2 separate regions of the Homo sapiens genome follow, and region 2 is linked to region 1. Evidence: chromatin loops called from intact Hi-C (ENCODE). Cell type or tissue: chondrocyte. All regions are shown on one strand. Each heading gives the region's core, and the rest is flanking DNA. Links, peaks and the distances in the headings are about the cores only. Region 1 has its middle 110 kb from the start of VASH1. Region 2 overlaps ESRRB (estrogen related receptor beta).

Region 1 (15,379 bases), core at 4,886-12,885:
TTTTTAAAATGTCAAGTAAGTAACAATTTTGCTAGAACCACAGGAAAGGCAAAAATGTTACAGTTGTTCAAGAATGATGGAAGTTTAGGAATAACATATTGGACAATAGGAACATGTTTTCCTCTTTACCATGGTTGCTGGGAAGCTCAGGATTAAAGGCAGTGGCATTTTACAATAGTATCCACAGTTCTGTAATTTACCTCATTGGACTTCTTTGCAGCTGCCTTTAATAGAGCACTGACCACATCGTGTGGTTTCTGTTGGCTCGTGTGACTATCTGCCAAAGGAAACCGGAGCCGGACTCACCAGGCCAGAACTTGGGAGACCCATTGGGTTGACCTGTTCCATTTCTTCTCTGCCTGTTCCTCTTGAACCCACCAACATCTGGCTCTCACTTCTTTCCAAAAACTATTCCCACAAAGGTCATTAATTACCTCACAGGGCCAAATACAATGGCTTCCTTCCAGTTCTCAATCCATGGGGCCTCTGCTCAGCACTTGACTATGTTTATATATGGGTTATTACACAGCTCATTTATAAATTATTACATAGGCTACTATAGTAAGCTAGTAATATCCCCATCCACTCAAGTGCTCAAGGCACAAGTTGCTACCTCCTTCCTCTGCCCGCCCCCTTCCTGCCAAGCTCTTGACCAGCGCTGTCCTTCCTTCCACTGACATATTTCTCAGCCTTCTCTGCCCCTCTTAGGGCTTTATGGCCCTTGAGACCTTTCCGTTGCTTCCCTAGGTGTGACATTCATGTCCCTGTCTTCACTTGCACCCACACCAGTTAACATGGTTAACTTTCTAAACCATGAGCGGGCAGGTTAAGGTCAAACTAAAATGGGCCAAGTCCAGCCCCCTCCACCACCTGTTTTTGTAAGTGGTTATGTTTAGCATGTATCTTCAACTCTCCTCTTTGTACACAAAGCCTAAAATCTTTACTGTCTGGTCCTGTCCAGCAAAAGCTTGCCAACCCTGTTATGAACCCAGAAGTGGCTGCTGTCCTGCTTCTCCTTGCGTACCCCAGACTTCCCTACACATTAGCATCCCCTGAAGGGACTGAGGAAATGCAGATTTCTGGGCCCCAGCAGCTAGAGATTCTGATTCAGTGGGTCTGGGGTGAAGCCTGCAATGTTCCCACACCCCAAATCGTTCTAATGTAGGTGGCCCAAGGTCCACACTTTGGGAAATTCTGCTGTAATCGCAGAGCCAGCCTGAAGTCCCTGAAACATCATGGGTACTGGCCAGCGAGGGCCAGTGCTCTGCGCTCCCTGTTCTGTCTGCCTGGAAAGCCTTGGAAAACGCCTTTCTCCTCTGCAAAAGTCGTGTCCTCTTCCCAGACCTCCCACTCCCATACCAGACAAGCATTGTCACCTTCTCCTCTCCTGCTCCATAAAGCACCTGTCCCTCTACAACCCTGATGATGTGCTTGTGTGTCTGTCTCAGTAGCCAGACTGGGAGCTCTTCCAAGATGACATCATTTCACTGCCCCCAGCCCTTGCATAGAAGGCCTTAAATCAATATTTGGTGAATCAATGAATGAACAGATGGACTTGCTCCAAATTGCTGCATAAAGCAATGCAAAGTCAGGACTGAGTCCAAACACTGGGATCCCCTGTCGGGTAACCTCCAGGCTGAGCCATCAGTTGCTGGAGCACAGTGGTTCAGAGCAGAGCTGGCCTGGGTGTGAATCTAGCTCTGTACTTTGCTAGCTCTGTGACCTTGGGCAGCTTATACAAGCCTGATTACATCACCTCTAAAATGAGAAAGATGATGTTAATAGCACTTACCTCACAGAGTTGCTCTGAGGTTTAAATGAAGTAATCCATGGAAAGCTCTTCAGCACATAGGAAGCATTTAATACATGTTAATTATGGTTTTATTCTGTCATATCTCTTTGTCCACGCCAGGCATGTGCCAAGGTGGAGCCTGACAGGAAGCCTCAGCCTTTCTATAGTGAGGGCACAGCAGGGACTACTCAGACTCAAGTCTCGGGGTCAGCCAACCCCATCTCTCTCTTGTCACTGGGATTCTACTGGAAATCGCCAGCTGTGGGAAGTCCTGCCAGGTGGCCCAGGACCCTGGAAATAGGCAGATCTTAGAGTTCAGCTACTAAAGCTCCTGCTCCCTCCTCCCAGCCCAACTCAAGAAACCTACCCCGCAGCACCTTATTCTTTGGTCACCAGCCAGGAGGGTCAAGGTAGAATTGCTTCAGGAGACAGATGACACCGAGTAGGCTGGAGGATGTGGTAAGGGCTGGGCTACACGGAGGATGCTGGCAGCAATGAGTAGCACCAATACTGAATGTTAATTGAGCCCTAATCAGTAAGCACTCTCCTGGGGCAAATGTGACCAACCCCAGGGAGAGAGTTTGATGGAGATACAACAGGAACTCCAGTGGACCACAGAGTGGACCTGCCACACGCAGACAGCAACAGCGCCCGCATCCTTATGTGGCAAATCCAGGACAGGGGCTTCCAAAGCAGGAAGTCCTCTGGGGTTGTGGAGATAAGATTACAGACCCATCTGCAACAGCTGAGGTGAGGTGATGGGGTCACTGTCTCAGAGCCCATGGGACTACAGAATCAGAAAGAAGAGTAATGTTTGGTCTAATATGCTTTTTCTTTCTTTTCTTTTCTTTTCTTTTTTTTTTTTTTTTTTTGGGACAGACTTTCATTCTTGTTGTCCAGGCTGGATGGAGTGCAGTGGCTGATCTCGACTCACTGCAACCTCTGCCTCCCAGGTTCAAGTGATTCTCATGCCTCAGCCTCCCGAGTAGCTGGGATTACAGATGCCCGCCACCATGCCTGGCTAAATTTTTTTGCATTTTTAGTAGAGACAGGGTTTCACCATGTTGGCCAGGCTGGTCTCAAACTTCTGACCTCAGGCAATCTGCCCGCCTCGACCTCCCAAAGTGCTAGGATTATAGGCATGAGCCACCACGCCTGGGCAACTCTTTTTAAACCATTCCTCAATTGCACAAACCAAAAACCTAGGAATTGGCCTTGACAACTGTCTCTCACTTAATCCCCCCAACCTGATCCTTCTTCATAGAGCACCGCCATTTTTATCTTCTAAGGATCTCTGCCATCAAGCCATCCCGATTCCCAATCTTGCTTACCCTCTTCAATTTCTTTTTCTTTTTCCATTGCACATAATACTTTGCAATGTATTTACTTATTTATTATACTTACTGTCTATCTCCCTTCTCACTAAACCTGGCATGTAGTAGATGCTCAATAAAGATTCGAGGACTGATTCTGCATGACCACCTTCTCCCGTCTGAATGATAGCACTAGCCTCCTGTCTGGCCTACTGCTGCCTACTCTGGTTCATCTTCAATCCATTGCCCAGAACGGTGCTTTCTCAAAATGCAAATCTGGTCATGTGTCAGCTTTGTGCCACCCACCCCTGCATGCACAGACATCAGACACATCAATGGCTTTCCACAGATTCAGGGTAAAGCCTCATCCCCCTAATGTGGCCCACAAGGTCCTCCTTTGCCTTCTCCTGCCCTCCTCTCTGGCTTCTGCTGCTCCCCACCTCCTCACTGTCTCTGCCCCAGACCCACTGGCATCCTTTTGCCACAGTCACGCCCACCAAACTGCCTGAGCCCATGAAGTTCCCGTGCAGTTTCCTGTGCATGGGTGGCTCTTCCCTGCCTTCGGATTCCAGCTCCAGCAGCCTTCCCTGACATGGCTCTCCACCCTCATTAGGTCAACTCTTCCCATCCCAGGATCTCAGATGCCATTTGTGACTTCTCCATGGAGCTCGTCATGGTTGCATCTTTAGACTGGTACATGGGCTGTTTGGAAGCGTCTTTCTTCCTGACCACACTGAGAGCTCCATGAAGGAAGGACTGTCTTCGTTGCTCACTATTTTAGCCCCAGTTCCTAGTGGCGTGCCAAGCACCTAACAGGCACTCAATAAACATGTGTTGATTAAATGAAATAAGTGAGGAAACCCAGGCCCAAAGAGCCCAGGTGACTTGCTCACCGTGACACAGCTTGGAGATGGCCACTGCAACACAGAGTTCAGGGCTCTGCCAGAATTCATGCCACTTCTCTTTGGCAGGGCAGAGACAAGGGTCCCCCAGCCAGTGGGGAGCCCTCGCTGGCCAGTACAACCAGACAGGGGGATGGAACCTGGGCCTGCCTTGGGTCTTCTCTGGGAAAACAGCTCCAAGCCGGGAAGACAGAAGGTTGATATTCCCACGCTAAATTCCCCTCGTGGCCATTATAATTCACATCCTGCATATTGAAGGCTCTGAAAAGTCCCCAGGTCAAAAAGAAACTTTCACAGTAATAAACAGAAGATTTCCTTTTCCCAGAGGGAAATGTTTCTGCACAAACAGAAGCAGGTCTCCCTGAAGGTCAGCTCCAGGCACAACCAAGCGGACACTCATTTTTCCTAAGAACATTTATCAAAGACCTACTCAGTGCTAGACATTACAAAGCACCAGGGAAGCTGCAGAGAGGAGGATGGGCAAGGCCTCACCCTCAGAGGGTTGCATATAAAAGGCACTGTTCCCCCGGGAACATCCCAGGAGGGAAAATGCCAAACGTGAAACCAAGGAAACACTGAAACAACCATCTAGCCACGGAGGGACCTCACAGTGAGTGCAATGAAAAGGAGATGCAGGCTGTGGCTGTTTGGGCTGGGCTCTCTGAGGACGTGACTACACGGCTGACAGCTTGTGGCAATGGGGCCAGTGTGACCAGAAGGCCAGGGTCTGATGGTCCAAGCTCCTAGCAAGCCCACCCTTCTGTTGCGAATATGCTCAAGAAAAACTCGAGTCCCCTCCGACGCACTTCCACGTGCCTCTCGGCAACCATCCGTGCAGAGAAACCGCAGGTGTGCCAGGTGATGACCTAGGGACGGTGACTTGGGGACTCCTTGTTGTAAAATGTCAAGCACTTTGGTCCTGAATGCCAAAGCACACACACAAAACACTGTCCCCCTTCCTTGGCCTAATCTCAAAAGCCAAGCAAGATCCGTGTCTAAACTCTCATTGAACGCGCTAAAATGTTTCTGAAGAGCACAGGAATTACTTAAATGAAAAATAATTGTTGAGGAGCCATTATTATTATTCAAGATGTGTCAAATGACATTGAAGTGTTCTATTTAATGTGTGGTCATTACTATCATCTTTTAGAGAACATGAAAATAAGCGTTCGTCTGATTACCTGAATGCCCACACCTATTTTCCTCCTAATGTCTTATGACCATCCACCTGGAATTCTCCAACCTTGGGAGCTTTCAAGAACACAGCCCTCACAGCTGAGGCAGGGGAGGCCATCAGCACACAGGTCCTGGATGGGTCGGAGGCTGCTGAAATATCTAAGTTCCTGCAATGATTTCAGAGCATGCTGCTCAAATGGAGGTGCTTTCTTAGCAAGCAATCTCTCTATTTCTTGTGGGAAGATGAGGAGAAAATCGGCTGTTGGGTCCGGGATCCCAGCTGGCAGCTCACCCAGACTGACCCCCACCAGGGGAGCATGGAGCATTTCCCAACAGGGAAAGGACTGCGGGGCGCCGAGGGCCCCAAGCCGCAGAAACATGAGGCTTGCCTGACCCCTTGTGGTGTGAGGCTCTCAAAGCCCGCTCCTTGCTGTTCAGACAGAAGGGGCAAAGACTGGATTCATTGTGACTGTGAGTGCTTGTCGTGGATTGAATGACACCCCTCAAAAGGTATGTTCCCCCAATGTGACCTTATCTGGAAAAAGGGCCTTTGCAGATGTAATTAAGGATCGTAAAATGAGAGCATCCTGGATTACCCAGGTGGGCCCTAAATCCAATGACAATTGCCCCTTATAATCCACAGAAAAAGAAAAGCCACAGACATACAGAGCAGAAGTCCACGTGAAGATAGGCAGAAAAGGGAGTTACACAGCTACAAGCCAAGGAGTGCCGAGGCCCCGGCAGCCAAAAGAGGCTGGGAGAGAAGACATATCTGCTGTTTGAAGGCACTAGGTTTGGGGTCATTTGTTATGGCGTGCTAGGAAACTTCAATATGGGATCAAGGGATAGGAGGACTCAAAGCCAGGGGCTTCCAAAGCCTGGTCTGTGGAGAGAGTGCATCAGAACCACCTGGTGCACTTGATTCCTTGATTCTGATTCAGAGTCCCTACGGTGGGGCTCTGGAATTGTACATTTTACAAGCTAGCCCTAGTCAATTTTTCTGTACACCCAGTTCTGGGAGCTGCTGTTCCAACCAACTCAGTGATAACCTTTGTAGCAGTTATTAGTGCTGTTCACCGAATAGCTCTATCTCTTTACCTTCTAAGCACAGGATACGATTGCGCTTCCTGCCCTGCTGTGGGCAGATGGGGTCAAGGGACTAGTTTTGACCAATGGCTTGTGGGAGAAGTGCTGTGTGTTAAATACGAGCTGAACTGTAATTGCCAGTGCAAGACCCCCCACCCCAGAGCTCTCTTCGCTGCAGTATTTGGGGTGGTGGCTGCTCTACTAGCCTGGACCCCTGAGGGACTGAGTAGAATCCGCCTACCCACCTGTGATGCACACACACCCGGGGCTTTTAAAGCCTCTGAAATGCCAGGTTGGTTGTTACTGCAGCATAACCTAGTCTATCCTGACTGATTGAAATATGGGAATGTTTTGTTTCAACTTCAAGTCACCCGCTAGAACCTAACTTGGATACAGACACATTTTTTAAGCTTTGCAAACAATTTGCTTAACAAGATTCAGGCTCATCATAGCAGCCACTTTTCATATTATGGGGGTCACTGAATTGAACAAAATCAGTATTAACACCCAAGCAACTCCAGAGCTTGTTTTTCTTGCTATTTTATTAATTCGCTAAAACTAATCATTTTCTAACTAATATCAGACTTTACTGTGCATACAAATTACCTCGAGATCTTGTTAAAATGCACAGTGTTACAATTCAGAAGGTCTAGGATGAGGTTCTGCCTTAGTCAGTTTGGGCTACTATAACAGATACCACAGACTGTGTGGCTGAAACAACACTTATTTCTAATGGTTCTGGAAGCTGGGAAGTCCAAGATCAAGGTGCTAGCAGATTCCATATCTGGAGAGGGCCTGCTTCCTGGCTTATAGGCAGCCACCCTCTTGCTGTATCCTCATGTGGCAGAGAACAGAGATCATCTCTCTCATGTCTCCTCTTATAAGGGAACTAATCCCATTCTGAGGATCCCACCCTCATGACCTAATCACCTCCCAAAGACCCCAACTTCAAACACCATCATATTGGGGATTCAGGCTTCAACATAGAAATCCTGGCTGGAGGCGGGGCACAAACTTTCAGTCCACAGCAGACTCATTCTATAGCTCTAACCAGTTCTGGGGTGATGCCAGTTCTGCTGGTCTGTGGACCACACTTTGAATAGCAAGATTTTAGGTAATGCTTTTCTACAAAATAAATTATTGAACTAATGGGTAAGTTAATTTCATAACATCCATAATTATAATAAACTACATCTGTAAAGCCATCTCTAGTTTCACATGTATTCAACTTAAGCCTCATAATGGCCCTGTCTGTGAGTGAAAGCAAGCAGATTTTTTTTTTTTTTTTTTTTTTTTTTTTTGAGATGGAGTCTCATTCTGTCACCCAGGCTGGAATGCAGTGGCGTGATCTCGGTTCACTACTGCCTCCACCTCCCAGGTTCAAGCGATTCTCCTGCTTCTGAGTAGCTGGGACTACAGGTGCCTGCCACCACACCCGGCTAATTTTTGTGTTTTGGGGGTTTTTTGGGGTTTTTGTTTGAGATGGAGTCTCACTCTGTCACCAGGCTGGAGTGCAGTGGTGTGATCTTGGCTCATTGCAACCTCTGCCTCCCAGATTCAAGCGATTCTCCTGTCTCAGCCTCCTGAGTAGTTGGGACTACTGGTGTGCGCCACCATGCCCAGCTAATTTTTTTGTGTTTTTAGTAGAGACGAGGTTTCGCCATGTTGGCCAGGCTGGTCTCGAACTCCTGACCTCAAGTGATCCACCTGCCTTGGCCTCCCAAATTGCTGGGATTACAGGCGTGAGACACCGTGCCTAGCCGAAAGCAAGCATATATTCTTATCCCTACTTTGCAGATGATAAAAATAAAAGCTGAGAGAGCTTGAGACTCCCTGAGGGTCATCTTGTTCGGTAATGTCAAGGATTAGACTAGAAAACAAATCTTGTCTATGCTCTACCACTGCCTAATAACAGTCCCCAAGATTTCATCAGTGTTTGAATGCCCAGCAAGATTCTAAACATGGTGTGTGTGTGTCTCATTGGAAACCACCTCAAATCCAAATGCTGTGGTCACTTTCAACCTAGCCTCTCAGTAGCACCCTGCACTTTGGCTTTGGGATGGCCTCCTACATGGAGGAAACATTGCCACCTAGTGGACTTCCAGAGCATCAACTCTTAGGACGCTGAGTCTGGGTTACATCTTGGGTTACATCTTTCTAACTTTGGCCTTCATAGCTCTGGTTCTTCCAGTCAACACAAATGCTAGACTCTACATAAGAGATGCAGATGTAGCACTGTCATGGCCTTTGCTTCTAGGAGCTCTTGAGGTAGGTGCAGAGACAAGATTTTTTTACACGAAATAATTAGTTCCTTGTTCAAATTTCGTGATCAGAGGACATGGTTAAGTTCTAACCTTTAGTAGTTGTGTGATCTTGGGCAAGGCGCGTGACCTCTTTCATCCTCCATTTCTTCATCTACAAAGAGAAGATACAATAGTCTTGCCTCACTGGGTCATTGGGATGAAGACGAGAGATTCGTATTAAAAACCAGCAGGGCCTGGGAATGGAGATGTTACGGGGAATGGAGGTTATGATTTCTAGATGGCACCAAGATTTTGAGCCTGGTTGACAGGAACAATGATGATTCCATGGGGAGAGATAAGGTGGACAGCTATTTGAGGTAAAAGATGGCAAGTTTAGATTTACCTATGAGTCTAAAATGTCACTGGGACAGATGTGGGACAATATCCAAAGCAGTTGGAAGGGGCTGTGGAATGAAGACCCAGGTTTGGAAAGGCAGGAGAGTACAGTGGTCAGGTGCATGGGTGTGGGGCCCAACAGCGCGGGTTTCACTCTCAACTTCACTGCTTCCCAGCTGTGTGACCTCCAGCAAGTTGTTTAACCTCTCTGTGTCTTGGACTGGTCACCTATAAAATGCAAATAACAGGGCCGGGTGTGGTGGCTCATGCCTGTAACCCCAGCACTTTGGGAGGCTGAGGTGGGTAGATCACTTGAGGTCAGGAGTTCGAGACCAGCCTGGCCAACATGGTGAAACCCCGTCTCTACTAAAAATACAAAAATTAGCTAGTTATGGAGGCACACACCTAAAGCCCCAGCTACTCAGCAGGCTAAGGCTGGAGAATCACTTGAATCCAGGAGACGGAGGTTGCAGGGAGCGGAGATCATGCCATTGCACTCCAGGCTGAGTGACAGAAAGACTCTGTCTCAAAAAAAAAAAAAAGCAAATAACAATGGTTGCTGTGAGAATGACATGAGTTAGCATAGCTACATTAATATCTATTAGGTACTTTCTGTAACTTTTGCCTGAGTCAGGCTTGAGTGCACAGGTTGGAGGGGAGGGGGTCAAGTGTATGAGTTGATTATGAACTGTTTATATATTCACTGGAATATAGGCTCCAGGAGGGCAGGAGCTTCTATGGTTTATTTCTATCTCCTGGTGCAGCACAGATGCTTAATAAGTAGTCATTGAATAAATGAGTGAATGAATGAATGAATTAATTGACACAGGCCTAGTGAAGAGTGGAGTCAGGAGAGGCTGAAAGGGAAACCAGTAGACTGGGCCTTGCATGTGACCCAGAGGTAGAGGCTGAAGGCCACTCTCCAACCGTGCTCTTTTTAGAAGTGTGAGATGGAAAGGACTAGGTTAGTGGTTCTCAACCCAGGCAATGTCTGGAGAGAGACATCTCTGGTTTTCGCAATTGGTGGGTATAGGGAAAGTAATCCTGGCATCTAGCAGATGGGGGACATGGTTGTGGTTAAACATCCTACAATGCCCAGGACACCCCCCAAAACAGAAAATGATCTATCCCCAAATATCAACAGTGCTGAGCCTTAGGTGTCTAAAAGATCATTCTTTTATAACTTTTTAAACTGTTACATAATAGTTGTGCAAATTTTGGAAGTACATGTGATATTTTGACACATGTACACAATGTAATGGTCAAATCAGAGTAATTGAGCTATTACCTCAAACATTCATCTTTTTTGTTAGGGACATTGCAATTATTCTAGCCATTTTGAAAATACAATAAATTAGTGTTAACTATAATTTCCCTACCGTACTATGGAATACTAGGTCTTATTTTTATGATCTAACTGTATTTCCAAAAGATGATTCTAATCCCTGCTGTGTTTCTTAATAGTTCTGTGGCCTTATCAGCCAAATCCTTGATTTCCCTGAGTTTGTTTCCTTATCTGTAAAATGGGAACATGAGTACCAGCGCTATTCATATTGTGGATACGTGGTGAAGAACAGAATACTGTGTTCTTGGCACCTGCCACATGGTGAGTCCATGTTCAATCCTACTATTACTCTAGTTATTGCTCTCATGCTAAGATGCACAACAAAATAAAGCCTCATCTTCTGGGACTATGGATTCTACTAAGGAGCTTGACAGTGTCACTTTGAAAAGATCAAATGCACTCACTCTTAGCTCCCACCATCCTACACACAAAAGCAATTCTGCTAATAGTGGTCTTGCACCTCCTTTCATCTATCCTGAGGATATGGACGTTGGTGTAGTGTTGAGAATGACCCTGGAGTTGCCACTAGCACTAAAACAGGCTGAGGCTGCTCTACTTATAATCAGTTCATAATCAACTCATAAACTTGACCCCTCCCCTCCACCCATGCACTCAGGCCTGACCCAGGCAAAAGTTACAGGGCTGAGTCTTCCATCAACTACACGCCATGCAGTACCCAAGAAAGTGCACACTTATGGGGATTATGGTGAGGAAGAAAGCAGTCACCATCCTTGCTGGACTTCCATCACTCCATTAGCAGAATTTAAGTAGCCGTTATGCCCCAGGCCTCCCCTGGTCACATGTCTTCCCCTTCCCCACACACCACAGGAGTGTTACCAATTTTAACCTAAACCCATCTGGGTGAAGATGCTTGGGGAGAGGGAAATTGGAGTGAGAGGCAGCACACGTTGTGATGGGCTTGAACAGGTTCTAGAAGAGGCATGACATGAATATTGCCAAACATGGCCAAAGGCTTATAAAAGACCTGGCTTTGCAGCAAAGAAAACAAAAGTCTGGGTAAAAGATTGTGAAGGCTGCATCTACTTAGACATTGCTGTTCATGAGTGTGCAGATGGATGGCCTGGCATGCACATGTTGTGCACACTGAGCTTCCAGCTCCCCTGAACGCACCCACACAACACTCGCTAACACTCAGGGCTGAATCCCAGCTGTCAGCATGGCATCTCTACCCAACATGTGGCCTTTTTTCCTCTCTGGACTGCTCCAGCCTCAGCTGAGAGATGATTCTGGCCTGATAACTACAGCTTTGTTTTGTGAAAACAGAGACGCAAGCATCAGTTCCTTCTTCTGCCCAGAGGTCTCAAGGAGTTTGGACAGGGGTATCATGGGGGCAGGGAACACAGGGAAAAAGAGAGAGCGGGGAGGAAATGAGGAACAGGTAAGAAATGCATTGCTGTTGAAAAAAAGAGCTCTCTTCAGCCAATAATAACAGCTGAGGTTGTCTGAGCACTTACTTTCTCCCAGGCACTGTGCTAAACACGTTTGTTACTCAGTCCTCAGACACTCCCATGAGTTCAGTTTAAGAATTCCCATTCCACAGAACATGGAAAGGGTGCTCCAACAATTATGTTGCTGCAGATTAGCTCATTCTCAATCTAACCAATAAACATGACCCTAGGGTAGAATGTAAAGTGATTTAAATGGAACACCTGCCTTACAGAAGATCCTTTCCACTCAGCATTTGGGAGGGGAGAGGATTTTTTTATTCAATTTGGATGGCTAATTAGTTATCACAATGACTGAGGAATGGGAAGGTGCCACTGGCATTTAGCGGAAGAAGTCCAGGATGCTAAAAACATCCTATGCTCTAGAGAACAATGCTCTAGTCAAGAAACATGAGAACTGTATGCCCCTTGGCTCCCCTATCTCTATAGTGTGGACATCACCTGCCTCATCAGCTTATAATGAGGATTGAATGACTCACCATCTGGAAGGTACCAGTTCCCACAATTTAGCAGAAGCTGTCAGTGCCCCAACCATACCCTTTGGCTATGTACTGTTTCTGAGCAGGCTGGCCTGACCTCCACCAGCCAGCATCTGTATCTCCCTTTCCACAAGTTTTTCTGGCCATGAAAGCACACCAGAACCTCCCATCACGAGACAAACTCAAGGCAGCCTGGGGCCCTCCACCAGTGGCTGGTGGGAGTTGGTGTATAAACACGCAGCTACCTCACTCTTTGGAGAGACAGAGCTGAGACTCATGTTCTGCACTGTTTACAGAGTTCCCCAGTAGGATTAAACTCCAGTTTCCTACAGTGGTAACCAGCTTCCTTTCCTTCTCTCTCAAGCTCACCACTCTCTATGGTGCTCTCTGGGACCATTTCCCAGTTAAACCATTTGCTTACAAATCCCTGTCTCTGAGTTGCTCCTCAGGAAGCTGAATCTAAGACACACAGTGAACAGTGAACTGTGACCCCCTTACTTCTGTGCCCTGGTTAGTTTGTATGTTTTTTTTCAACCTAGAGCGCCCATTATGTGTGTGTCTTCTTGTGCAGGTCTGCTCATTTTAATAACTGTGTACTGTGAATTATGTTGGTTCCTCTCTCTGGCTCGTTAGCAACATTATTGAAAATTGGGTAGGGAGGGCAGCCCAGGAAACCTCACAAACAGGAGGTGATTCTTTCCCAGACAATGCAGGCACTGCCATTTCTGCTTTGGGACTGAGAAACTCCCCCACCCCCAGCCCCCACCAGCCAGGAAGAAGAGTGGATCCTTGTGGTACAACAGCAAAAGGGACGTGCAGGTCCCAGGAAGCTCAGAGAGCTATGTTTGGGGAGGCCTCTGTCTGACCTCACATAAGCAACAGAGCTGTACTGCCCAAATAGTCCCTCCTGAACACAGCAGGGCTAGAAGCTGGCTTGGGAGAACATCAGAAGAGGATGAGGGCCCTGCCCTTGAGAAAGGAACCAAAGCACTACTAACTAAAGGGACAATCAAGCAACTGTGCAACCCAAAACCCATAGTTCACAATGAACAGCACAGCTGCATTTAGGCAGTGCTGGTTTCAAAGCTGGTCCTTTGCCTGTTTTTTTGTTTTTGTTTTTGTTTTTGTTTGAGAAAGGGTATGGCTCTGTCACCCAGGCTGGAGTGCAGTGGTGCAATCTCATCTCCCTGCAACCTCTGCCTGCCGGACTCAAGCGATCCTCCCACCTCAGACTCCTGAGTGGCTGGGACTACAGGCGCACACCACCATGCCCAGCTAATTTTTTTGTCGAGATGGGGTTTCGCTGTGTTGCTCAGGCTGGTCTCAAACTCCTAGGCTCAAGCAATCCTCCTACCTCGGCCTGCCAAACTGCTGCAATGGTCCTTTGCCTCTCGAATTTGTGCCTAATTTACTTTCATTCCCACCCCTAGAGCTGTTTTATGTCTTCCAAGTTTATGCCCTTCATGGGGAAGTGAAGCCACATCCAAATGGTTGGGGAAATGTCCTGAAGAGCTGAATATCTGCCACCTCACCTGCATGGCTCTCGTGCTCGCAGCCAGGCTGCAGGACTCCAAAGCCACCCCTGGGAACCTCTGAGCCCTTGTTGCCTATGATGTGCGGTGGACACTTAAGGAAATTGCCAAGGGACAAATCTGGTCACCTCACATCGACCTGCTTTGCTATATAATCCATCGGCTCCAGGCCTGCCCTGCACTTACCCTCAACGAGTCCGTGAGCAAGACACCTCAACTGCTAAAGTCTCACATTCTGCAAGTGCAAAGTAGGATTCTTTTTTTTTTTTTTTTGAGATGGAGTTTTGCTTTTGTTGCCCGGGCTGGAGTGCAGTGGCATGATCACCGCTTACTGCAACCTCTGCCTCCCAGGCTCATGCAATTCTCGTACCTCAGCCTCCCAAGTAGCTGGGATTACAGGCGTGTGCCACCACACCCGGCTAATTTTTTTTTTTTTTTTTTAGTAGAGACGGGGTTTCACCATGTTGGCCAGGCTGGTCTCGAACTCCTGATCTCACGTGATCCGCCCACCTCGGCCTCCCAAAGTAAGATTCTAATCATAACCACTCCTTAGCGTCATTTTGAGGATTAAATGAGATAATATACAGAAGCAGCAGACATGAGTTCCTGATGTGTAGGATCCAACTAATAAACATTAGCCAGGAGTAAGAAATAGTTTGAGCAGCAATGGTCACAGCAGCAACAGAATGGTAGGGGTAGTTAAGAGCTTGGAATCGGCTGCTTTCCTGTATCCTCTCTAGTAGCTGGCACAAACTCTGCACAAAGTGCACACTCAATAAATATTTGCATGAAAGCATTGAGTAAACCAAGCCAGGCTGAAGATGTTTAAAGCTACTGTTTACTGTGTCCTTATCAGATACCAGGCCCTGGGGTGAGCACATCATTTAGATTTCCTCACATGATCTTTTAATTCACTCCCCGGCTTCTGTGGTTTCCTTCCATGGGGAGCGAGCTCAGCCTGCTGAGACACTCCCGGCTCTTCACCTCAGTACATCTTTAGAGGGAGAAGCATCTGAGTGGGGAATTGGGAGGAGAAACTGGGCATGCACGGCCCTCCCTGTTCCCACCACCTCCTCCCCTTTGGGGGCTTCACTGTCTCACTCTATGAGCTTTACAGGGGCTGTGAAGATCCAGGGATCCTGGCGGCCAGGTAGGTCTGTGAACTCTGGGGCTACACGTCAGGGAATCCCCTGGCCTGTAGAGGTAAGCTACGTGTTATACAACCTGGCCTTTGTTGTAAGGAAGGTGATTTGGGACCTCCATATGCTGGCTCTTTTATCTTATTCAAGAATTGGTTCAGACCCAGGTGGGGAAGGGTGGTACTATCTTTTGACTCCCTATAACGTAATTCCTATACCAACTCCAGAGGTGAGTAACAGCATCCCGTATTTCCCCATGTAGTGGGTTAAATGACTTGCCCAAGGTCACACAGGTGAGCTACCATTCAGACCTGGGTGTGTTTAACTCCAAAGAATGGCTCACACCTGTGCTGTCCCTGGAATGTTGCTGTGCCCACAAATCACCAGCTGAAGCACGCATTGCCAGTCTCATGAGAAGAGGCAAAGAGGGCCATTTACCTAGGAGAGCTAGACCTGAGCCTGCCGGATGTGCTTCCCGTTAGCCCTCGACGACAGTCATTCCAGCTGGCT
Region 2 (15,379 bases), core at 4,354-12,353, 190 kb before region 1:
TGTCTTTGTTTTCCTTCTCTAGAGTTTTTTGAGTCATTTAACAGTGTTTCAGTGTGCTGCCTTCATTTCCATCAGTTAATTGAAATTTTATGAGAATGTATGCGCTGCTATCCCTAAAGTTTTTTTATTTTAAGCCATAAGTATACGTCCTACACCATAAGGGGAGTTCTTTTTTTATTTGTGTTGACTTATGATCAGGATATCCACAATGTATCAGGTACATACTGCTTTTGACACCCAACACTTGTAAGATTATTTTCCTGGGAATAACTAAATTTGTGTTAAATTTCTTTACTCCCAGGCCAGGCATGGTGGCTCATGCCTGTAATTCCAGCACTTTGGGAGGCCGAGGCGGGTGGATCACTTGAGGCCAGGAGTTGAAGACCAGCTGGCCAACATGGCGAAACCCCATCTCTACTAAAAACACAAAACTTAGCTTGGCATGGTGGCACATGCCTGTAATCCCAGCTACTTGGGAGGCTGAGGTACAAGAATTGTTTGAACCCGGGAGGCGGAAGTTGCAGTGAGCCAAGATCACACACTGCACTCCAGCCTGGGTGACGGAGCAAGACTCAGTCTCAAAAAAAAAAAGAAAAAAAAGTTTGTTTTTATTTACTCCCTTTGTAGTGATTCACTCAGGCAAGGAGCATTGATTGCGGTCTTCTTAGGACCATGTGTCTTCCCAAATTTTAGATTGTTGTTCAGTACAAAGTGATTGACTTAATAGCACCTCTGATGTGAGAACTTGTAAAGACTCAAATCATAAGCAATTTTCTCTCTTTTTTTCTTTCCTTTTTTTTTTTTTTTTTGGTCCTTGGGACAGGGTCTTGCTCTGTTGCCCAGGCTCAGTGCAGAGACATGATCATGGCTTACTGTAGCCTCAAACTCCTGGGCTTCTGCCTCAGCCTTCTGAGGAGCTGGAATTACAGGCATGCACCACCATGCCCGGCTAATTTATTTTTTAAAAAAATTGTAAAGCGGAGTCTCTCTATGTTGCCTACACTGGTCTTGAATTCCTGGGCTCAAGCATTCCTATGGCCCCCACCCTAGTGGGCTTGCATTGTAGGGGGAAAGCTGACAATAAATATGATAAATAATGAAGCATGGTGACAGACTGAGACAGGTGTTATGAAGGAGAAAAAACAATGATGAGACCAGAGAGTGACTGAGAAAGGGGGGGGGTCTCATTTAGAAGGAGGATTAGGGAAGGTTGTGCTAATAAGGTGACTTTTAAAGGAAGCTGAAGCTCATCAAGGAATCCTGGGACCAGCGTTCCAGGCAGAGGAAAAAGCCAGTGTGTTTCAGGACAGCAGGAGGGCCAACATGGCTAGTGTCAGTGAGCAAAGGCAAAGTGGAAGGGGCTGGAGAGGATGGGCAAAGTCTAGGGGCCATGGTGAGGGGTGCACTTGGATTTTTTTCCAGGTAGAGTAGCAGCCGTTGACTAACATGTGATACATGGCCATGAGGGGCTGTACGGTTAGGTAAAGCCAGTCTGCACTCCTCCTTGAGTTCCCAGGGTAGATGGCCAACTTTGCACAGGCCACTGGGAGTCTTTTGAGCAATTCCTGGGTCTCTAACTTAAAACAAGAAGGAACAAGTAAGAAAGAGGCCTGGCACAGTGCTTCCTCCATTCACCTGGGGCCCAGATGCAGGCTTGGAAGAAAACTCCCCTAGGAGAGGGGAAGGGGGATGATTGATGGGTTATTCCACCTTGGGTCGCCTCCAGGTCTTTTGTCCTGGAGAATGCAGCTGGCGGATCTGGATCCTGGATCCCGGGAGGCACAAGACAGGGGTGCAGAGACAAGAGCAGGAGAGGGCAGGAGTCAGGAGCTAGGTGCTGGTCCCGGCCCAGTCACTAGCCAACTGGCTGACCTTGGGCAAGCAAGGACTGAGTTCCTCTGGCCTCAGTTTCCTCATCTCTACAAGAAGAGTCCATTAAACCCACAAAATGTTAGCTATCTGTAGGGCACTGGCAAATGACAGAACAAATCACAATTCCTCTTTTTGGAGACACAGCCAGGATGCCAGTCAGAATGTGGTCAGCCTGTGACTTAGGTGACACATAGAGTCCAGAGAAGGTTTATACCTTCTGGAGGGCAGGGAGGGCTTCCTGGAAGAAGGGACACTTTCTCAGAAGTGGAAGGTAAACATGCTTGGCAGCAAGAGAGGAGGGGGCTCAGTGGTGGATGATGGGCTGGGAAAACAGCATGGCACTGGAGTGCACCAGGCTTCACAGGTCATGGTAAGGAACAGTTAAGTAAGGAGTCATATTTAAGATTTGAGGGCTATTTAACCAGGCTTAGAATCTCAGCTTCACGATTTCTTAGTTGTATCACCTTGGGCAAGTGACTTAGTTTTCCTGAGCCTTAATGTCCGTATCAGTAAAATGTTAATAGTTCCTGCCCCTACAGTGTTATTGCAAAAATGAAATGAGACATGCATGTGAGGGTGTAACTAAGTGCCTGGCACATGAAATAAATAGTATTTGTTTTGTTAGTTGTGCTTGGCAATGGGAAGTCATTGAAGGCTTCTGAGCAGGGAATTAATCAGATCTCCTTTCAGCAAGATAATTCAGGCAACAATAGGAACGATGATGTGGAAGCAGGAGAGGCTAGGGGCTGGGAGCCCAGTGAGGAAGCAATTTTATTTTATTTTTATTTTATTTATTTATTTTTGAGACAGAGTCTTGCTATGTTGCCCAGGCTGGAGTGCAGTGGTGCAATCTCGGTTCACTGCAGATTCTCCTGGGTTCAAGCGATTCTTCTGCCTCAGCCTGCCCAGCAGCTGGGATTACAGGTGTGGGCCACCATGCCCAGCTAATTTTTTTTTTTTTTTTTTTTTTTAGTAAAGACAGGGTTTCACTGTGTTGGCCAGGCTGATCTTGAACTCCTGACCTCGTGACCCTCCTGCCTTGGCCTCCTAAAGTGCCAAAGTGCAGGGATTACAGGCGTCTGCCACTGCGCCCAGCAGGAAGCAATTTTTTTTTTTCCCCCAAGATGGAGTCTCACTCTGTCACCCAGGCTGGAGTGCAATGTCATGGTCTTGGGTCACTGCAACCTCCGCCTGGGTTCAAGTGATTCTCCTGCCTCAGCCTCCCGAGTAGCTGGGACTACAGGTGCATGCCACCACACCTGGCTAATTTTTGTATTTTAAGTAGAAAGGGGGTTTCACTCTGTTGGCCAGGCTGGTCTTAAATTCCTGACCTCATGAGCCACCTGCCTTGGCCTCCCGAAGTGCTGGGATTACAGGTGTGAGCCATTACATCCGGCCACAGGAAGCAATTTTAACAGTGCAGTTAGGGCCGTCCAAACCAAGATCAGGGCAAAAGGGCTAGAAGGAGAAGTTAGGCTTGAGGAACTTTCAAAAGTGGATTCAGGCTGGGCACAGTAGCTCACACTTGTAATCCCAGCACTATGGGAGGCAGAGGCGGGTAGATTACTTGAGGTCAGGAGTTTGAGACCAGCCTGACCAACATGATGAAACCCCGTCTATACTAAAAATACAAAAATTAGCCAGGCGTGGTGGCTATAATCCCAGCTACTTGGGAGGCTGAGGCTGGAGAATCGCTGGAACCTGGGAGGCAGAGGTTGTAGTGAGCCGAGATCAGGCCATTGCACTCCAGCCTGGGCAACAGAGTGAGACTCTGTCTCCAAAAAAAAAAACAAAACAAAAACAAAACAAAACAAAAAAAAAGGTGGATTCATTATTAAAAGGATAGTGACTGGATTGTGGATGCTAAGGGAAGGAGGACTCTTAGATTTCTAATTTAGGCTACTAGGGAGATGGCAAGGCCATTAGGGGGAAAACATAAATACCCAGAAGGAACAATTTCGTCAGCTGGGAGAGTCAGGGTGGGAAGGAGCATGAGATAATGGATAAAGTTTTGGACATATTGAGTTTGATCAGTTCACAGAGACCCTGGAGAGTTTGGAATTACAGCCCAGAAGCAAAATCTTGAGTGGGGTTTTAAGTCTAAGGAGAGCCTCTAAGACTGTGGTTCTCAAAGTGTGGCCCTCAGGCCAGCAGCAAAGGCTACACCTGGGAGCTTGTTAGAAATGCAAATTTTGGGCCCCACCCCAGACCTACTGAATCTGAGACTGGGGGGCAAGGCCCAGCAATCTGATTTAGCCTTTCAGGTGAGCTTCATTCAAGCTCAAATTTGAGAACTGGTGTTCGAGAGAAAGCTCTTTAGAAGGAGAAGGGTTGAGGGACCCTGCGGAACAGAAGGAGCATAGGAGGGGCCTTGAAAGGAGATTGAGGAGTGCCATATTTCATCAGTTCTAAGATGCACATTTTCTCCAAGTAACATCTCTGAATTGGGCTGCCTGTCACAGTTACCATTGACCAGGTGACAGCCGTTCCCTGGTTGTCACTGCACTCAAACGCACCTCAAAAGTTGCAGAGTAGGGGCCAGTGGCCTGAGACAACAGTGAACACTTTCTTAACAAAGCCCTTGATAGTAGAGAGGATGACTCTGTGAAAAAAACATGAAAACAATGACTGATCAAAAATGATTCAGAAGAGTTTGAGATGTTTTAGCAATATTTTAACCAATCTGTTTTTCTCGTATTTTCTCTTATGTATGTGTAAGAAGGCTACGGGATCAAATCAAATCTGAAAAAAAGCTCTTTTTTTTTTTTTTTTTTGAGACTGGGTCTCGCTCTGTCACCCAGGCTGAAGTGCAGTGGCACAATCTCTGCTCACTGCCGCCTCAGCCTCCCTTCAACCTCCCTGGGCTCAAGTGATCCTCCCACCTTGAGCCTCCAAAGTAGCTGGTACCACAGGGGCATGCCACCACACTCGGCTAATTTTTTGTATTTTTGGTAGAGATGGGGTTTCACCATGTTGTCCAGGCTGGTCTTGAACACCTGGGCTCAAGTGATCCACTGGCCGTGGCCTCCCAAAGTGCCTGGATTACAGGTGTGAGCCTAATCGGTGGATTCTTTTTTCTTTCTTGACTGATGGGTAAAATAATGGTACATCTTACCACTGAAAGCATCTTAGTTCATTACAAACCAGGCGACTAAAAAAACAAAAGAAAGCAAGTACTCCAGAGTTGATTAAATACACATAGAAATAGTCAGAGATGTTGCAAGAGTCCCTGCAGAGAGAAGGGAGATGAAATCTAACAAAATAGCCTGTTTTAAGAGGGTGGCAATGGGTGTCTGCTGCTTCAGGAAGGACCAGGAGGAGAAAGACCAAGAGGAGACAATTGCATTTGGTAGCTGAAAGGTCACTGTTGTGGAATTCTAGGATTCTCTGGGTGGGGGCTCTTGCTTTCAATTCGTTTGCATTCATTATCTATTCAACAGATATTAATCGATTTCCAGGATTGAGATACTGTACTTGAGATACAGAAATGAAAAACATAATAATCTCCATTCCCAAAAAGCACACAGTTCAGAAGGGAGGCCCACAGGTACACCTGTGATTATGAAACACTAAGGTAGCTGCTTTGAGTGTGGGGATGGGGTGGTGGCGAGAAACATGCGAGCCTATCTGGGGCAGAAGGGAAGAAAGTGTCACCAAGGAGGCCATGTGAGAGCTGTGGCTCCAAGGATGTGGAGGAGCTGGCCAGGAGGACCAAATGAGGAGTTTCAGGTAGAGGGAGGTATGGGAGGGCCGGGGGCTCCATGAGATCCATGAACTATTATACTTACTGACAGTTCAGATCTGCTGGAGCCTACAAACTGGAGGCCTCAGTGAGAGGGGATTAGGGTGGACAATTTGGAAATGGTCAGATCATAAAAGGCCTGGTAGGCTTTGCCCTGGAGTTTAGATTTTGTTCTCTGCTCTGGGTGGCAAGAGTTGGAGAATTTCTTAAATTTATACTTTAAATTTATTTCTAATTCTTTTCAAAATAAGGTATACAAATAGTTTAAAGAGTATAAAAGAAACATAACTTTTAGGCCAGGCACAGTGGCTCATGCCTATAATCCCAGCAATTTGGGAGGCCAAGGCAGGCAGATCACCAGGAGTTCAAGACCAGCCTGGCCAACATGGTGAGGAGTTTGAGACCAGCCTGGCCAACACGGTGAGGAGTTTGAGACCAGCCTGGCCAACATGGTGAAACCCCGTCTCTACTAAAAATACAAAAATTAGCCAGGTGTGGTGGCGGGTGCCTGTAATCCCAGCTACTTGGGAGGCTGAGGCAGGAGAATTGCTTGAACCTGGGAGGCGGAGGCTGCAGTGAGCCAAGATTATGCCACTGTCCTCCAGCCTGGGCGACAGAGCAAGACTTTGTCTCAAAAAAAATATATATATATGTTTTATAATGAAGGATCACAGTCACTGGCCCTACCCATTCTCCTCCCACTCTAATTCAGAGTTAACCATTTAAAAAAAACTCTCTTCTATCATTTAGTAATATTGTGATCTTATAGCTATATTTGCTGACAGCAAGTTTTACCTTCTTTCTTGACTTGCTGTTATGGAAGATGAGTTAGCTCCAATTACACAACCCATCCCAACACACACACACGATCATCCCGCTGTCCCAATATGGTAATATCACAAAATTTTCTATTTTGCCTGTTGCCATTTCCTTCTTGACATGTCCTTGACTTTTCTCATGGGTTGTATTCCCTGTTTTCTGGATCCTACCTCTTCCTCTTTTTAGTTCTTTCCTTCTTTGGGAAAGCATGTAGTTCATGGGCGTCCTTAAAAGGTATAGGAGAGGTAAAATCGGCAATACCTTGTATATGTGGAAATGCCTCTATTCCATCCTCCAACCTTCACATTAGATTCATGTCTTGGCTTGGTACAGAATTCTAGTTGAAAATAATTATTCTCAGCTGGGTGCAGTGGTTCATGCCTGGAATCCCAGCACTTTGGGAAGCTGAGGCGGGTGGATCACCTGAAGTCAGGAGTTCGAGACCAGCCTGACCAACCTGGAGAACTCCTGTCTCTACTAAAAATACAAAAATTAGCTGGGCTTGGTGGTGCACGCCTGTAATCCCAGCTACTCAGGAGGCTGAGTAGGAGAATCGCTTGAACCCGTGAGGCGGAGGTTGCAGTGAGCCAAGATCACACCACTGCACTCCAGCCTGGGCAACAAGAGCGAAACTCGCACACACACACACACACACACACACACACACACACACACAAAAGAAAGAAAAGAAAAGAATTGTCCATCAGGATTTGGACACCATTGCTGCTTTGTCTTGTAGCTCCTGCTGCTGCTATATCTTGAGTCTTCAATGCCTGACACTTTCTGAGGTTCTGCAGTGTGGCTAGCTTATTTCTTATCTGGATCCCTTGCTTTAGCTACCTAGGTTTCTACTTTCCTCATTCTCTGAGACAGTTCCCACTCCCATCCTGCCAGTTATTGGATTTTTGGGATGACGCATAGACAGGTGTGCTCCATGTGCCATGATGGGCCAGAGAACCCATAAACTTGTCTGGGAAAGTTATTAACTGACCTCCAGGGGGCAGTGTGGAGGATAGATTGGAAAGGGAAATGGAGACAGGCTAGTGCAGGACCATGGTCGCAAGGGGTGATGAGTGTGGAACTAGGACTGTTGCAGAAGGGAGGGAGGGAGCAGGTATCAGGAAGTAGGATGAAAAGGATCTTAGGGGTAGATATGGAAAAATCCAGGAGGCCCCTTCATTTCTGACAGGTTGCAGGTGGCTAGTCGTCCCTTTGATGAGACAAGGGATACAGTAAGAGGAACAGGCTGGATGAGGATGGGTTCAGTTTGAGAAAGGTGAGGGCCCAGGGGACCTCCAGGTAGACACATCAGCAGGCAGATAGCTATAAGGGCATGAGCACTGGCTGCAGATCATTGCCAATTTCGTGATAGTGGAAGCCAGTGGCATGAATGAGATCATCCAGCTCATGGGTGAGGGGGAGGATCGGGAGAGCAGAGGGCCCTGGGCAACGCAGAGATGAAAGGGATGGTCCCTGTCTCCAGAGGTGTGTAAATAAGGGAGTGGAACTGAGTGACCATCACCCCAGCCCTTTCACACCAGCTGAATAGAGTGGTACCATTTGAGCTCTGTCATTAGCCAGCAGCCTCTGAGCCCACAGGTCCCCGAGAGCTATTTGTCCGAGCTTAGCAACCCCCTTCCTGAGCCTGTGGCAGGGCTGCCCTGCTCTCTGCAGCTGTTCATGAACAGCTGATGGGGATGACCCTGGGATTTCCTTCTCTCCGGGAAGCACAGGATCAAAGAGAGCTGATGGTGGTGGTTACCCCTCTGCCTTAAGGTCACGGAGAAGTCCAGGTCAGGTTCTACCAGTGCCTGCCTCCTTCCCACAGGCACCGGCAGCATCCACTCTGAGGTCTAGGGACCGGAGGCAGACCTTAATGTTCTCAAATATCACAGTTGGTGGCTAGCCTCGGATCCAACACCTAGAAAAGACTTATCCTGGAATCCTTTGGTTGTATCTACCCTGTAAGACAATCTTGTCCAACCTGTGGCCCAGGATGGCTTTGAATGCGGCCCAACACAAATTCATAAACTTTCTTGTAGCAGGATGAGTTTTTTTTTTTTTTTCTCATCAGTTATCGTTAGTATATTTTATGCATGGCCCAAGACAATTCTTCTTCAATGTGGCCCAGGGAAGCCAAAAGATTGGACACTCCTACTGTAAGATCTGCCTGAATATAAAAATAAGCAGAGCAGCCGTGGTGGCCTGTTTGCCAGTGCCTGCACTTCACTAAGACCTTTGTATGCTTTCTGTCACTGAATCTAGGGAACTTTTATTTTTTATGTATTTATTTTTGAGACGGAATCTTGCTCTGTCACCCAGGCTGGAGTGCAGTGGCATGATCTCTGCAACCTCTGCCTTCTGGGTTTAAGCGATTCTCCTGCCTCAGCCTTCCGAATAGCTAAGATTACAGATGCCCACCACCATGCCTGGCTAATTTTTTTATATTGTTGGTAGAGACGGGGTTTCACCATGTTGGCCACACTGGTCTCAAACTCCTGACCTCAAGTGATCCTACTGCCTCGGCCACCCAAAGTGATGGGATTAGAAGTGTGAGCCACTGCGCCTGGCCTGAATCTGGGGAACTTTTAGATAAGAACTTTATGAGATGGGGGCTGTACCCATTTTACAGATTAGGAAACTGAGGCTCAGAGAAGTTAGGTGATGTGCCCAAAGTGGAGTCTGCACCTGTCTATACTGAATACACTCCCAGGTTAGAACCTGGAATTTATGCTAACCATTGGCCATGTCCCTGTCCTGAGAGAACTCATCCCCAAAACTGCCACACCTCAGCTGCACGTGTGTGTGCTGCCAATGTCCTATCCCTGTTCCTACACGCTCCTAGGCCCGCCTCAAGAGACCACAGGAATTCTGATGAATTAATCTCATCACTTTATCGAGGAGGCACTTAAAAAAATTACAAAGCAAGGCCGCCAGCCTGGCTTTGCTGGCAGCTAGCCGCTGGGGCCATAAAATAAATTGAAAGGAACCAAAATAAACAAATAATTAGGTCTCTCTCTCTGACACACACACACACACACACACACACACACACACACACACACACAAACACACACACATGCATGCAGGCCAACCCCTAAAGGGTGAAGAGCCTGGTTGGGGACTTGCTGTTAGCACTTGGTCCTCTTGTCCTGGGAGAGCACCAGTTCCAGCTCTGCACACACACTTCCTGACTCCTTGCTCTGAGCAGCAGCCTGTGGCCTTATCCTTCCTCAAAAAGTGACAGGTTGGCTGAGCAGCTGAGAGCAAAGCATGGGAAAAGTGAAGAGTGTGCAAAGGGTGTCCCAGGCAGCTGGAGGTGTGAAGCCCATGGAGAGCCCTGTGAGCTCCTGGCACAGTGGCTCAGAGCAGGCTGGAGCTGACGGGCTGGGTCCCAGTCCTTACTGTCCCATACCCTGGATTCTGTTCACCCTCTCCTTTTTTTTTTTTTTTTTTTTTTGAGACAGAGTCTCGCTCTGTCACCCAGGCTGGAGTGCAGTGGCGCGATCTCGGCTCACTGCTCCCTCTGGCTCCTGGGTTCAAGCAATCCTTCTGCCTCAGCCTCCCGACTAGCTGGGACTACAGGTGTGCACCACCACACCTGGCTAAGTTTTGTATTTTTAGTAGAGACAGGGTTTCACCATGTTGGCCAGGCTGGTCTTGAACTCCTGACCTCAGATGATCTGACTGCCTGGGCCTCCCAAAGTGCTGGGATTACAGGCGTGAGCCACCACACCCAGCCCCTCTATCTTACAGATGAGAAAAATCTGTTTACCTCCGGGGTTGCTGGGAACATGAAATCCTTGGGATCTGTAAAGCAGAGCTGTGGCTGCTCCCTGACAAGCATTCGCCAGTGTGAGCTCCCCGTGTGTGCGCATTGAGCGGCTGGGTGTCCCAGGCAGTGGGACTAGAGAGGAGCTGGAGTAGGTGGAGGAGGCAGACAGATACAACACAGGGGACATTAATGGGTTATCAGCAGGGAGAAGGAGCGCCTCCCCATGTGGGACCTGGAGAAACAGAGGGTGGAGGGAGCATAGAGAGTCTGTTCTAAGCTGCAAAGCAAAGGCCTGGCGACCTAGGAGACCATGGAGTTCCAGAAAGTGATAGTTATGCAGAGCGAATGGAGGGAATCAGCACGCTGAGGCTGCAGAGAGAGGGTGGGCCTGGGTGGGAACGGGCCAAATCCTCCAGCGCCTTCTAAGCCAAGATAAAAGCTTGAATGAATTAGCTTTCATATGTGTTTTTCTCCTTTCTGTTTGTCTTTTGAATTTTACCGGGCTTACATGAATATTGAAATTATTCCCCAAGAAACCACCCAAGCCAGAATGCTCTAAGAAATAGGGCTAGACAAAAGCAGGTAGGGGTACACAGAATCTTCATCCCTTCCCCTTCCCATCGCCTTCCATCCTCCAGCACAGAGCATGACCTCCAGCTCCCTCCCTGCAAGAAATGGGATGGGGAGAAAGGTGGTGCCTGCTGGACTTGAGACAGGGAGAGAGAGGGAGAGGGGGAGAGAGGGAGATGGGGAGAGAGGGAGGGAGGATAGCTAGCCTTCACCTGTAGATCTCTGAGGTGCTCCGGAAATAGTTTTCTTCACCAGTAAAAAGGGATGAGAATACTCTCTGAGCCTTTGTGAGTACTCAATACAGTTAGGCACATTGAGTAATTTTGCTACCTCAAAGCACTTTGTTAATGGTAGAACATGGTTCATGCTTGTTTCCAGAAAATCCAATAGAAAAGGTTTCCATCCATATCCCATGTGGGGAGGTGGTGACACAGGGAAGCCCAAGGCCACCCTTCTCCCCTACTACCCACCAGGCGACCTCAGCCGCTGGGTCAGCACCAGGCACCTGTCCTCAGTGGGGCAGCACTTCCAATTTCCCCATCCTCCTTGTGAGATACAGGGTGGGACAGGAGATCTGTGTGGCCTTGGGTAACCTGCTTCAGCTCCCAGAGCCTCAGTTTCTTGGTCTATGAAATGGGACACTGATGTGCCTTCAGAGGCTGTTGTGAGGACTGAGGGAGCTGTGCAGACTATGCACACAGTAGGTGCACAATAAATCTTAGCTGCTATTCCTCTGAAGTGGGTAGGGTTTGGTGTGGAGGATTCAGATAGGCAAGCCTCCAGCTCCTCCCTGCTCCCTCAGGAGGTGGGGCTGGAACGAGAGATGTGTTCTAGTTGAGAGATTCTGTTCTGGAAAACCCTGGCTCAGGCTGACCTCAAGCACTTTGGGACAGGAGTCGAAGAGACACAATACCAAAACAGTACTGTGATGTGCTGTTCTTCATTTGTACGTTCCAGTTACATTTTTTTTTGAGACGGAGTTTTGCTCTTGTCACCCAGGCTGGAGTGCAATGGCGCAATCTCGGCTCACTGCAACCTCCGCCTCATGGGTTCAAGTGATTCTCCTGCCTCAGCCTTCCGAGTAGCTGTGATTATAGGTGCCCACCCCTATGCCCAACTAATTTTTTTTTGTATTTTTAGTAGAGACAGGGTTTCACCGTATTGGCCAGGCTGGTCTCGAACTCCATACCTCAGGTGATCCACCTACCTCTGCCTCCCAAAGTGCTGGATTACAGGCATGAGCCACTGCGCCCGGCCACTCCAATTGCATTTCTTTACCTCCCCCACCTGCTCTCCCCCCATCGTCTTTCCCTCCATTACCAGGCACATTGTAGGTGCTCAATGCGTATTCGTTAATAAGAGTCAGCAGGTCAGATGCCTGTATTAGAAAGGCAGTCACAGCCTCTCCTGACTGGACTGTCAACCCTCCCAGGAAGAGCGCTGGAAGGTCAGTTCAACCTAAATAAGACCTCTGTGTTCACACTGCATAGAAACACTTGGAAAACTCATCTGTAAAATGGGAATAGTATTAGTACTTATTTTCTCTTTCATGGAATTGCTATTGGGAGGGGAGGGACTCTGTAGATCAGTCATTCACTGCATTCTACCTGCCTGTCTCTATATTGCGGGGGCTGTGCTAAGTGCTGCTGGACACTGGGGAGCAGCCCAAGGTCTTGGCTTCGTGGGGCCTACAGCTTAAAAGAGCATGGGTTGGGTTTATGGTAGCCATTCTTTTGTTTTGTTTTGTTTTGTTTTGTTTTGTTTTGTTTTGTTTTGTTTGAGACAGAGTCTCGGTCTGTCACCCATGCTGGAGTGAAGTGGCGTGATCTCGGCTCACTGCAACCTCTACCTCCCGGGTTCAAGCAATTCTCCTATCTCAGCCTCCCGAGTAGCTGGGATTACAGGCACATGCCACCACACCTGGCTAATTTTTTTGTATTTTTAGTAGAGACGGCATTTCACCATATTGGTCAGGCTGGTCTCGAACTCCTGACCTCAGGTGATCCACCAACCTCGGCTTCCCAAAGTGCTGGGATTACAGGCATGAGCCACTGTACCCGGCCTGGTAGCCATTCTTATAACCCATGAAAGGAGTGGCCTGAAAAATTTATCACAGATTCCCTCCGCTGAATGAACTCTGCTCATAAAATGACCCCCTCGCATTGAATAGTGTTTAAAGCAGTTGTCCATATGTGGTCTTGGTTAATTCTTCATTTAGTAGATTATCTCACTGTTTTGAAGATGAAGAAATTTCAACTTGGTCAGAGGAAAGTATATCCTCAAGGTTAGCAAAGCCAGGTGGCCTGGGCCCCTCCAGTGGGATGCAGAACCCGGGCCTTGATCCTGGTGGACGCAGAGTTTCCAGGAGGCTTTTCCCACATGTTGGGGTCCCAGGCTGGAGGCTGGAGGAGCCTGTGGTGGTGGTGGTGGTGGTGGTGGTAGTGGTGGTCTGCACTAATGTTCTGGTCAGCATAGGGGGCGTTCTCCTCCTGGAGTAAAAGGCCAGCTTAGTGAGTTTTGATGTCCCTGCCCAGAAGTGGCTTCAACACTGTGGGTGGCCATCCTCTGGAGAGTGTTTCCCCAAGTAGCTGCCTGGTCCACCCAGACCTGCCACCTGGAGTCTCCATATGGAAGAGTTCAAAATGTTCTGACAAGCACCTCAGAGCACCTGCTTTGAGAACACTAGGGGGGAGTGGCAGCTCTGGCAAATTAAAATCCCCATCCAGCCAGCCCTGCGCTGGCAGGTGGGGGCCCTGGGCGGCCAGCACCCGGCAACCCTCTCTGTGTCTGGTTGCAGGGAACATTGAGTACAGCTGCCCGGCCACCAACGAGTGCGAGATCACCAAACGGAGGCGCAAGTCCTGCCAGGCCTGCCGCTTCATGAAATGCCTCAAAGTGGGGATGCTGAAGGAAGGTAAGAGACCCCACCGAGTCGGGGTTCACTGTGAGGCTCTGCTTGCTGGGGAGTTTTTGTCCCCTGTGAGACACCCACAAGCTGTGGACCTGTGTCCCAGGGTGAGACCCAGTCTGAGCGCCCATCTCCTCCCACACCCTGCCAGCCTGCCACGGCGCCCGCATGGCTCTCCTCCTTTAGGGAGGTGGGAATTGGAATTTCTTCATTAAGGATCCTTCCGAACCCCTGACCCCACTTGGGCCCCAGTGGGCCTGGCACTCTGGGAAGGCCCTCCTTTAGGGGCAAATCCCACGTCTACCCTAGGAGGGGTAGGCTTAAGAGGCTGTTATATCACCTAGCACCCTCAAGGGCTTGGGGGTGAAAAGGACAGACACATTAAGTCCGGGAATGATAAATAATGTTCCCTTCACCTGTGAAGAATGGCATTTGTTTTCTGGTGGGTGGACAGGACATGGCTCTTGCCTTGGGAATGCTGCTCCCTTCCTTGTTCCCTCTCTTCCCATCCTCTCCCTTCCCTCTCCTTTCTCTCCCTGCGTCCTCTGTCTCTAGAGCTGTGCTGTCTAATATGGCAACCACCAGCCACACGTGGCTCCCGAGTGCTGGTCCAAACAGAGGTGTGCTGAGTGTACAACACATGCCTGCTTTAGAGGACTTAATAGGACCATAAAAGGCAGTGTAAAGTCTGGTGGTGATCCTTTTAAAAATGTGATTGCATGCAGAAAGGCTAATCTTCTGGACATGTTAAATAAAACATATTGTGAAATTAGCATCACATGCTTCTTTGTTTTTTTTTTTTTTTTTTGGAGACGGAGTCTTGCTCTGTCACCCAGGCTGGAGTGCAGTGGCGCAATCTCGGCTCACTGCAAGCTCTGCCTCCTGGGTTCACGCCATTCTCATGCCTCAGCCTCCCGAGTAGCTGGGACTACAGGCGCCCGCCACCTCGCCCGGCTAATTTTTTTGTATTTTTAGTAGAGACGGGGTTTCACGGTGTTAGCCAGGATGGTCTCGATTTCCTGACCTCGTGATCTGCCCGTCTCAGCCTCCCAAAGTGCTGGGATTACAGGTGTAAGCCACCGCACCCGGCCTCTTTTTATCTATTCGTTAATGTGACTACTAGAAAATTTGAAATGACACGTAGCTCTCATTGGGACAACTGCTCCAGGTCTCCTCTTCCTCACTTTCTCTACTGATTTGCTCCTTTTTTTATATTAAAATATTATTGATAGAGGCAAGGTCTTGCCATGTTGCTCAGGTTGGTCTCCAACTCCTGGGCTCAGGCAGTCCTCCCACCTCAGCCTCCTAAAGTGCTGGGATTACAGGCATGAGCCACTATGCCCAGCCGATGTTTTCAGTTTGAGGAACCTTGTTCAGTACCATTTTGGGGATGGGTCGTGAGTGTATGTGTTTCCCTGCTTCTCCAGCTTCCAAGGGGAGCCAGTGAAAATTCTTAGAGATCAACTTTTAAGCTCCGGGCCTGGAATCCTTCTAGAAGTGGGAGGAAACAGGAAAAGAGGTGTGTGGGGGTGATCAGAAGGGGCTACAGAGAGAACGAAGGGACAGGTTTGGAATCCAGACCCTTCCTGGAGGGGGAAGGCTAGGAGTGGGCTTCTGGAAGCCCAGCCCAGCCTTGGGAGCCCCAGGGCACTCCTGCTACCCCCTCTCCCAGGGCCCTCTGAAGATAAGGGCC

The links. Hi-C counts contacts between places; a loop is a spot of excess contacts. Peaks named below come from ENCODE experiments on the same cell type or tissue, not always from the same donor. Only the 100,000 strongest peaks of a DNase experiment are listed, where the experiment ranks them.
Region 2: it touches region 1 in a loop (3-fold over the local background); 56 of 110 quality-filtered maps call a loop at or near these places.

The regions. Positions count from the first base shown.
Region 1 is chr14:76,639,534-76,654,912 of GRCh38, forward strand. No RefSeq gene overlaps it. Among named protein-coding and RNA genes, the nearest start is that of VASH1, 110 kb to the right of the region's middle. RefSeq lists an enhancer at 8,193-8,487. In chondrocyte, for the core only: CTCF peaks have their summits at 5,571 (motif pointing left), 5,778, 8,355 (motif pointing left) and 8,559; a DNase peak (open chromatin) is centred at 5,531.
Region 2 is chr14:76,448,970-76,464,348 of GRCh38, forward strand. It overlaps ESRRB (estrogen related receptor beta), which reads left to right. Exons shown (of 7, transcript NM_001379180.1): 3 at 13,576-13,692. Among named protein-coding and RNA genes, the nearest start is that of ESRRB, 81 kb to the left of the region's middle. In chondrocyte, for the core only: CTCF peaks have their summits at 7,426 (motif pointing right) and 7,637; no DNase peak of the experiment used is centred there.